2 separate regions of the Homo sapiens genome follow, and region 1 is linked to region 2. The links are chromatin contacts, found by Hi-C or POLR2A ChIA-PET in ENCODE. All regions are on one chromosome and are shown on one strand. Each heading gives the region's core, a stretch centred on a gene start or an enhancer-like site at or near the end of the contact. The rest is flanking DNA. Distances are from core to core; before and after follow the strand shown.

Evidence for each region. Hi-C counts contacts between places; a loop is a spot of excess contacts on that map. ChIA-PET counts read pairs that join two places held with the same protein, here RNA polymerase II (POLR2A). Pooled maps may share reads with other maps.
Region 1: a loop to region 2 is called in a pooled map, with 3 times the contacts of the local background. The contact joins the enhancer-like site here to the promoter of CD59 in region 2. A Hi-C loop is called at or near these places in 2 of 50 pooled maps. POLR2A ChIA-PET finds 5 or more read pairs at or near these places in 3 of 52 experiments (A673, AG04449 and activated CD4-positive, alpha-beta T cell).

The regions. Positions count from the first base shown.
Region 1 is chr11:33,919,620-33,923,303 of GRCh38, reverse strand. No RefSeq gene overlaps it. Among named protein-coding and RNA genes, the nearest start is that of LMO2, 29 kb to the right of the region's middle. Within about 2 kb of position 1,848, at least 3 of the 41 ENCODE cell types and tissues checked have a DNase peak (open chromatin) inside an H3K27ac peak, as active enhancers do.
Region 2 is chr11:33,734,729-33,737,943 of GRCh38, reverse strand. It overlaps CD59 (CD59 molecule (CD59 blood group)), which reads left to right and starts at 1,521. Exons shown (of 4, transcript NM_000611.6): 1 at 1,521-1,562. RefSeq lists a silencer at 1,403-1,872.

The DNA of each region.
Region 1 (3,684 bases), core at 599-3,098, 190 kb before region 2:
CCCCTGGATAGCACCACCTCTGCCCTGGAGGAGCAATGATTCAGTAAGCAATGCTGTCCAACAGAAATATAATGTGAGTTACACATGCAATATAAAAACTTCTAGTAGCCAAGTAAAAAAGTAAAAAGAAACAGGCAGGATTAGTTTTAACCATATATTTATTTGACTCGATACATCTAAAATATTATTTCAGTACACAATCAATATAAAATGGTAAATGAGCTATTTTGCATTCTTTTTTTCATATTCGGTCTCCAAAGTCTGATGTGTATTTTACACTATAGCATATCTCAATTCAGACTAGCCACATCTTAAGTGCTTCATGGCTACATGTGGCTAGTGACCACCGTATTAGACAGCACAGGTCTAGAGTTCTCAACCGGTCCTTCCCTATCCCTTGGATCCCTGGATGGTGTCTTGTTTTAACCTTTGTTGGCAACAAAGAGCCCAACCCTTTGGATTTGACTAGAAATAGCTCACAACTTAATCCTCCAGCGATATAATTGTCTTCGTTACTCCCAGTGATGGAGTCTGGTGAATTTCCAGGGCCTTCCATTATGGCACCATCAGTACCCACCCCTGTTTATGCCACATTTACACCTTGTCTGTTCATTCCTCTAGCTCTTGCTAACCATTAATCTGCTTTCTGTCTCTGTGGATTTGCCTGTTCTAGATATTTCATATAAATGGAATCATGCGGTATGTGACATTTTGTCTCTGGCTTGTGAGACTTAGCATAATGTTTTCAAGGTTCATCCATGCCGTGGCACCTATCAGTACTTTATTCCTTTTTATTGAGGAATAATATTTCATTTTACGGACATACCACATTTTGTTTATTCATCTGTGGATGGACATTCAGATTGTTTCTACCTTTGGGCTATTGTGAATAGTGATGCTATGAACACTGGTGTACAAGTTTTGTTTGAATACCTGTTTTAACTTCTTTGGGGCATATACCTGCTAGTAGACTGAGTGGGTCATATGTTAATTCTATGTTTAACTGTTTGAGGACTGGCCAGGCCAATCTGTTTTCCTGAGTGACTGAACCATTTTACATTTCCACCAGCAATGCATGGGGGGTTCAACCAATTTCATCACATCTTTGCTAACTCTTTGGTTTCTATTTCTTGTTTTGTTTTTTTAAGTGTTAATTATAGCTACCCTAGTGAGTATGAATTGGTATCTTATTGTGTGTTTTTTTAATGCTTTTTTAAGTTTTTTATTTTATTTTATTTTATACTTTAAGTTCTGGGATACATTGCAGAACGTGCAGGTTTGTTACATAGGTATACACGTGCCATGGTGGTTTGCTGCACCCATCAACCCATCATCTACATTAGGTATTTCTCCTAATGCTCTCCCTTCCCTTGCCCCCCACGCCCCGCCAGGCCCCCGTGTGTGATGTTCCCCTCCCTGTGTCCATGTGTTCTCATTGTTCAACACCCACTTATGAGTGAGAGAACATATTGTGCTTTTTTTAATTGGTAAACTTAATTTTTTTAGAGCAGTTTTAGTTTTACATAAAAATTGTGTGGAAAGTACAGAGAGTTCCCAAATACCCCGTCCCCACACATGCACAACCTCTCCACTGTTGACATATGCACCAAAAGTGGTACATTTGTTGCACTTGATGAACCTACATTGACACAGCATAATCAACCAAAGCCTATAGTTTACATTCAGGTTCAGTCTTGGTGTGGGATATTCTGTGAGTTTTGACAAATATACAATAACTTGTATCCATCATTGTAGTATCATACAGAATAGTTTCACTGCCTTAAAAATCGTCTGTGCTCTGCATCATTGTGGTTTTGATTTGCATTTCCCTAATGACTAATGGCCTTCAGCATATGTCTAGCGGTTTTTAAATAGTGCCTTGAGAAGCCCCCTGAGGGGCCACTGTGGAAAGGAAGAGACAGCTGAGCGGCAGCAATGGTGTTCAAGACTCCCACCCACTCCCCTACCACAGTCACGCCACTTGCATCCATTTGACATGTTTGACTTCTCATGAAATATTCCATTTGAGCAAACGGTTCTGAGGCTTTCATAAGTTTGGCAGTCACTTCCTTGGGCTTGTGTTTTCCACATCTTCACTTGGCTAGTGAGATTGGAAACTTCCAGCACCAAGAGTGGAACCCTATTTTTCTGACTTCTGGTTCCATTCTCTTCCAACTATACCACCCTGTCAGTAAAAACAACAACAATAATGACAATTACCATGTATTAAATGCTTATCTTATGGCAGGCACTGTGGTAAGCACTGTCATGTAACCCTCTCATAACATTGTGAGGGCCATGCATTTTGAGACACAAATCACATTTAGAAATCTTCACCATAGGCTGAGCACGGTAGCTCACGCCTGTCATCCCAGCACTTTGGGAGGCCGAGGCAGGCAGATTGCTTGAGCTCAGGAGTTCAAGACCACCCTGGGCAACATGGTGAAACCCCATCTCTACAAGAAATACAAAAATTAGCTGGGAATATTGGTATGTGCCTATAGTCCCAGCTACTCTGGAGGCTGAGGTGGGAGGATCACTTAAGCTTGGAAGGTTGAGGCTGCAGTGAGCCAAGATCACACCACTGCACTCCAGCCTGGGTGATAGAGTGAGACCCTGTTTCAAAAAGAAAAATCTTCACCATCACCTGCAAGACCCCTCTCCAACCTCATGCTGCTCCTCTTCCACTCAATGACTCTACCCCAGCTCCACGACATTCCTGCTGTCCCTTGTGAAGACCCGCGTGTTCCCAATCTCGAGACCTTCTCATCACTCGGCTCTCCTGTCCTCCTTCACGATAAACCTTTATTTTGTATAGTTTTCATGGATCTTTCAATAACAGGTTACTGAGTTTTCTCAAAAGCACCTGTAGTAGGAATTTGTACCTTCTTTTGAAATTAAGAATGCCGAGTCTTGGCTAAGTAAAATCAATTGCTCAAGGTCACACATTCCCACATTTATGTGCTCATTCATTTTTTTAAAAAAATGTTTTTAAACCTATATTTTGTGCCAGGAACTTAGATAGGTGTTATGTGGGATAAGAAGATAAAATATTAAACAAACAAACAAACAAAAATACCCTGTCCTCAAGGAACTTACAGATCAATAAGACGGGTGAGATAGGAACATAAATATCTATAATACAAGGTAATAATTTGAAGTGCTACATACAATAATCATGCACATGTGCAAAGATTCCATTAGAAGTAGATTCAGTTGCATACCAAGGAAAATTCCGGTAACAGAGGCTTAAGTAAGAGAGACATCTATTGATCTATTGCTTTGTCACATAAAGGAGGTCCAGGGGTAAACATCCTGACTCTGGGGACATCAGAGATCCAAGCTCTTTCTTTCCTTTGCTCAATCACCTTGAGCAGAAGAAAGTGGAATGTGCAGAATGGAAGTGTGGTTTCCATTTGAATGGTTCAAGATGGCACTGGACCCCTAGCCACTCTGCGTGCATTCCCAGCAGTAGAAAGAGGAAGGGGAGGGCAAAAACAGAGCACTTCCTGGCTGAGTCAGTTATCTCTGAACAGCCTTTCTTGAGGTCCCACTTACATTTCTACTTAGTTTTCACTGGCTGATGTATTCACCTGGCCTCAGTACATTGCAAAAGAAGCTGGGAAATGAAATTTTTTTAGCTTATCTTTTGTCACACCAAGTAAAATTGGGGTCTCATTCCAA
Region 2 (3,215 bases), core at 272-2,771:
TATATGATTTTCCCTGCAAGACATTCAGTAATCTATGATTCCCCCTGCTTAAATTTTATCTCATGCCTTCTTCCCTGACCAGTTCAACACAAGCAGCCCTGAGATGTAATATCTTCTCACCCTGACCCTCAAAGTGTGTCTCATGCTTTCTAACAGAGGCCATCCTCTTGGAGGAAGACTTGTACTTTTGGCCTGTAGCCCCACCCTCCCTCCTATGGCGTTCTTACAGTCAGTTCTGCAGTGAGTGGGACACTTTCCAAATATAATAGCAAATGGAAACTTCTAATTACATCTGCACATAAAACTAATGTTCCAAATGGTGGTTGCGGTTCTGGTGAGTGCTTATAATTTTTTGTTACCTCAGCATCCATTTTTGAATATGTTTAACTTTTAATAACAGAAGCAAGTCTCAGTCACCATTGACAGTTTCCAGTACTATACCCCACGCAAATGGCTCTAGCTGGTGGCCAGAGATAAACATGCAGTGATGTGATAACAGGGCACTACTGCAGCTTCAAACTCTGGTTCAAGTTCCTCCCACCTCTGCCTTTTCACCTGCTTGCTTTTAAATCCACCAGTTAGAGCTCTCCAGAGGAAACCTAACTGGATAAAGTTGCTGGCCCAAAGGTCCGTTCCTCCCTTCCCTCTCCCTGTTCTCCCTGATCTCCGTGTGTGTGTGTGTGTGTGTGTGTGTGTGTGTGTGTGTGTCCTCTAGGCAAGCTGTGTACCACCCAGGGTCCGTAAGTACTAAAAACTCTTAAACTTTCACACCGCTGTGTTATTGAAACCATGCCTACAATCCAGTCCCTGAGGCGAGGCCACCCTGAAGGGACAGACTCATGCAGGCGGATCCCCTGGTCTTGCTCTTCTGTCCCTGCCTCTGGTGGCTGCTGGGGAACAGTAGCTACCAGCTAAGTTGATAGAGACACTCGAAGAGGTTCATTCAAAACACTGGTCCCCGAGCAGCCCAGTAAGCTTTTAAACGCATAACATTTTGTTTGGGTCTCAAACAAGTCACAAGGCACGGATACGGATGCGGCTGTGGCTGATGGCTATTTGGATGCTGCCCAAGCCTCGCAGTAGGAAGCAGCTTCAGACTGCAGCAGGGCCGCATAGCCCGATAGCCAGGCCCTGGGGCACCCAGGGCACCAGCAAGACGCACAGAAACGTTTTGAAAAACATTTTAATATACTTAAAAAAAAAGTAAAAGGGAAAATCAGAAGTCTTTGGAAGTTTCCTACTGTTTTTATGTCCCATAGCAAATCCGAGGAGGACGCCCCAAACTTTCAGTTCCCTGGGGTTTTGAAGGTGCTCATTGGGTCCTGGCCACCCGGCCTTCTCAGAACCTGGGCCAGGAGGCTGAGCTCCGCGCGGGGGTGGAGGGAGAGGAGGAGGTTCCTGCCGAGGTGCGGCTGCGCGGTGCGGGAGCCGGGAGCCTGGGAGGGCAAGGGCATCCTGAGGGGCGGGGCCGGGGGGCGGAGCCTTGCGGGCTGGAGCGAAAGAATGCGGGGGCTGAGCGCAGAAGCGGCTCGAGGCTGGAAGAGGATCTTGGGCGCCGCCAGGTAAGAAGGCCCGAAGGCCTGCTGGGGTTTGGGTGAGCCGAGCCGAGGTGGCGGCGGCAGTCTGGGCCCGGGCGGAGGGTCTGTGGGGGCTACCCCCGTCCTCGCTTTCCACTCGACCCCTGCCGGGCGAGCCTCCCGAGGCCTGGCCCTTCCAACCCGTCACCGCGGCCCGGTGTCCTAGCCGAACGCTGGCTTCATTTTATCTACGAGGAAGGAGAAACGGGGAGCGCGCCCTCTCCCAGAAGCAGCCCCGTTACCCCCGTCGCGCCCCCCATTCCCTCGGGGGCAGCCTCGCACCCGGGCCCCTGCCATCGCTTTCGTCTCAAGGGAAGCTCTAGCGGTCCAGAGAAACTGCGCCGGGGGAAAGGCCAGCCCTCCGTGGTCACGGCAGTTCCTCTCTCCCCTCGCGGTCTAAATGTGTAATTTTGAAAAGCAGGTGTCGGGCGAAACGGACTTTTTTTTTTTTTTGAGATGGAGTTTCGCTGTTGCCCAGGCTGGAGTGCAGTGGCGCGATCTGGGTTCACCGCAACCTCCGTGTACCGGGTTCAAGCGATTCTCCTGCCACAGCCTCCTGAGTAGCTGGGATTACAGGCATGCGCCACCATGCCTGGCTAAATTTTGTATTTTTAGTAGAAACGGGGTTTTCCCATGTTGGTCAGGCTGATCTTGAATTCCTGACCTCGTGATCCGCCCGCCTCCGCCTCCCAAAGTGTTGGGATTACAGGTGTGAGCCACCGCGCCCGGCCGAAACGGACGTTTTAAGTACAACGTGATGTTTTGTTTTCTTGGGTCGGCTCGGGCCGCACCCTTCTTAGAGTCTGACTGCTGACTTTTCAAAAAACAACATTAACCCGGGAGGCTGAGGTAGCGGTGAGCCGAGATCGCGCCATTGCCCTACTGCCTGGGCAATAAGAGCGAGACTCCGCCTCAAAAACGAACAAAACCCACAAAGAACAAACAAAAAAAACCAACATTAAGCAGTGTGCCTTTTATGGCCGTTTAGTGATACCCAGGCTCTTCACTGGTCATTTCTGGAAGTATTTAACAGCACTTGATGGGTAAAACAATAGGCTTCACTTCACAGGGTGGTTGAGATGATTGACGGAAAGCGCTCAGCACAAACGCGGCGGCTGCTAATTATTTCAGGTACCCTGCGATCCCTGAGCAGTTGTTCAAGTTCTCCACTCCTGGCGGTTTACTCCCAGTTCCCTGAAGAAGGCACAGAGCCCCGAATGTTGAGGGAGATGGCAACGTTTGCCAAAATGTGGCTATTTACGTGGCAGTTTATGAAGGAGAGGCAGAAAGGGAGGCTGCCTCCCCTACAAGCCAAACAGTCCTAAAACTTGTGGCCTCTGTATTTTCACAGTGGAAACTAGAAACTGTTTGCTGAACTTAGCTGTAAGAAAAACATCCCATTAGCTGAGTGGCTTAGGAGATAAAAGCCTAAATAAAATGGATCTTAGGGTGAGAGAGTGGGGTGCCTAATGGCATTCATCTTTGACAGCTGCTGGTAGAAGCTCTTGAAAAGTAGAGCATGGAAAATTCTGGGCCACCTCTTTAAGAACCTCAGCCAAACCGCCACAGACATTGCCAAGCCCAGAAGTGCTTGAGGCTTTCTAAAGGCAAAGACTTCTTTTTACTTATGTCCTATAT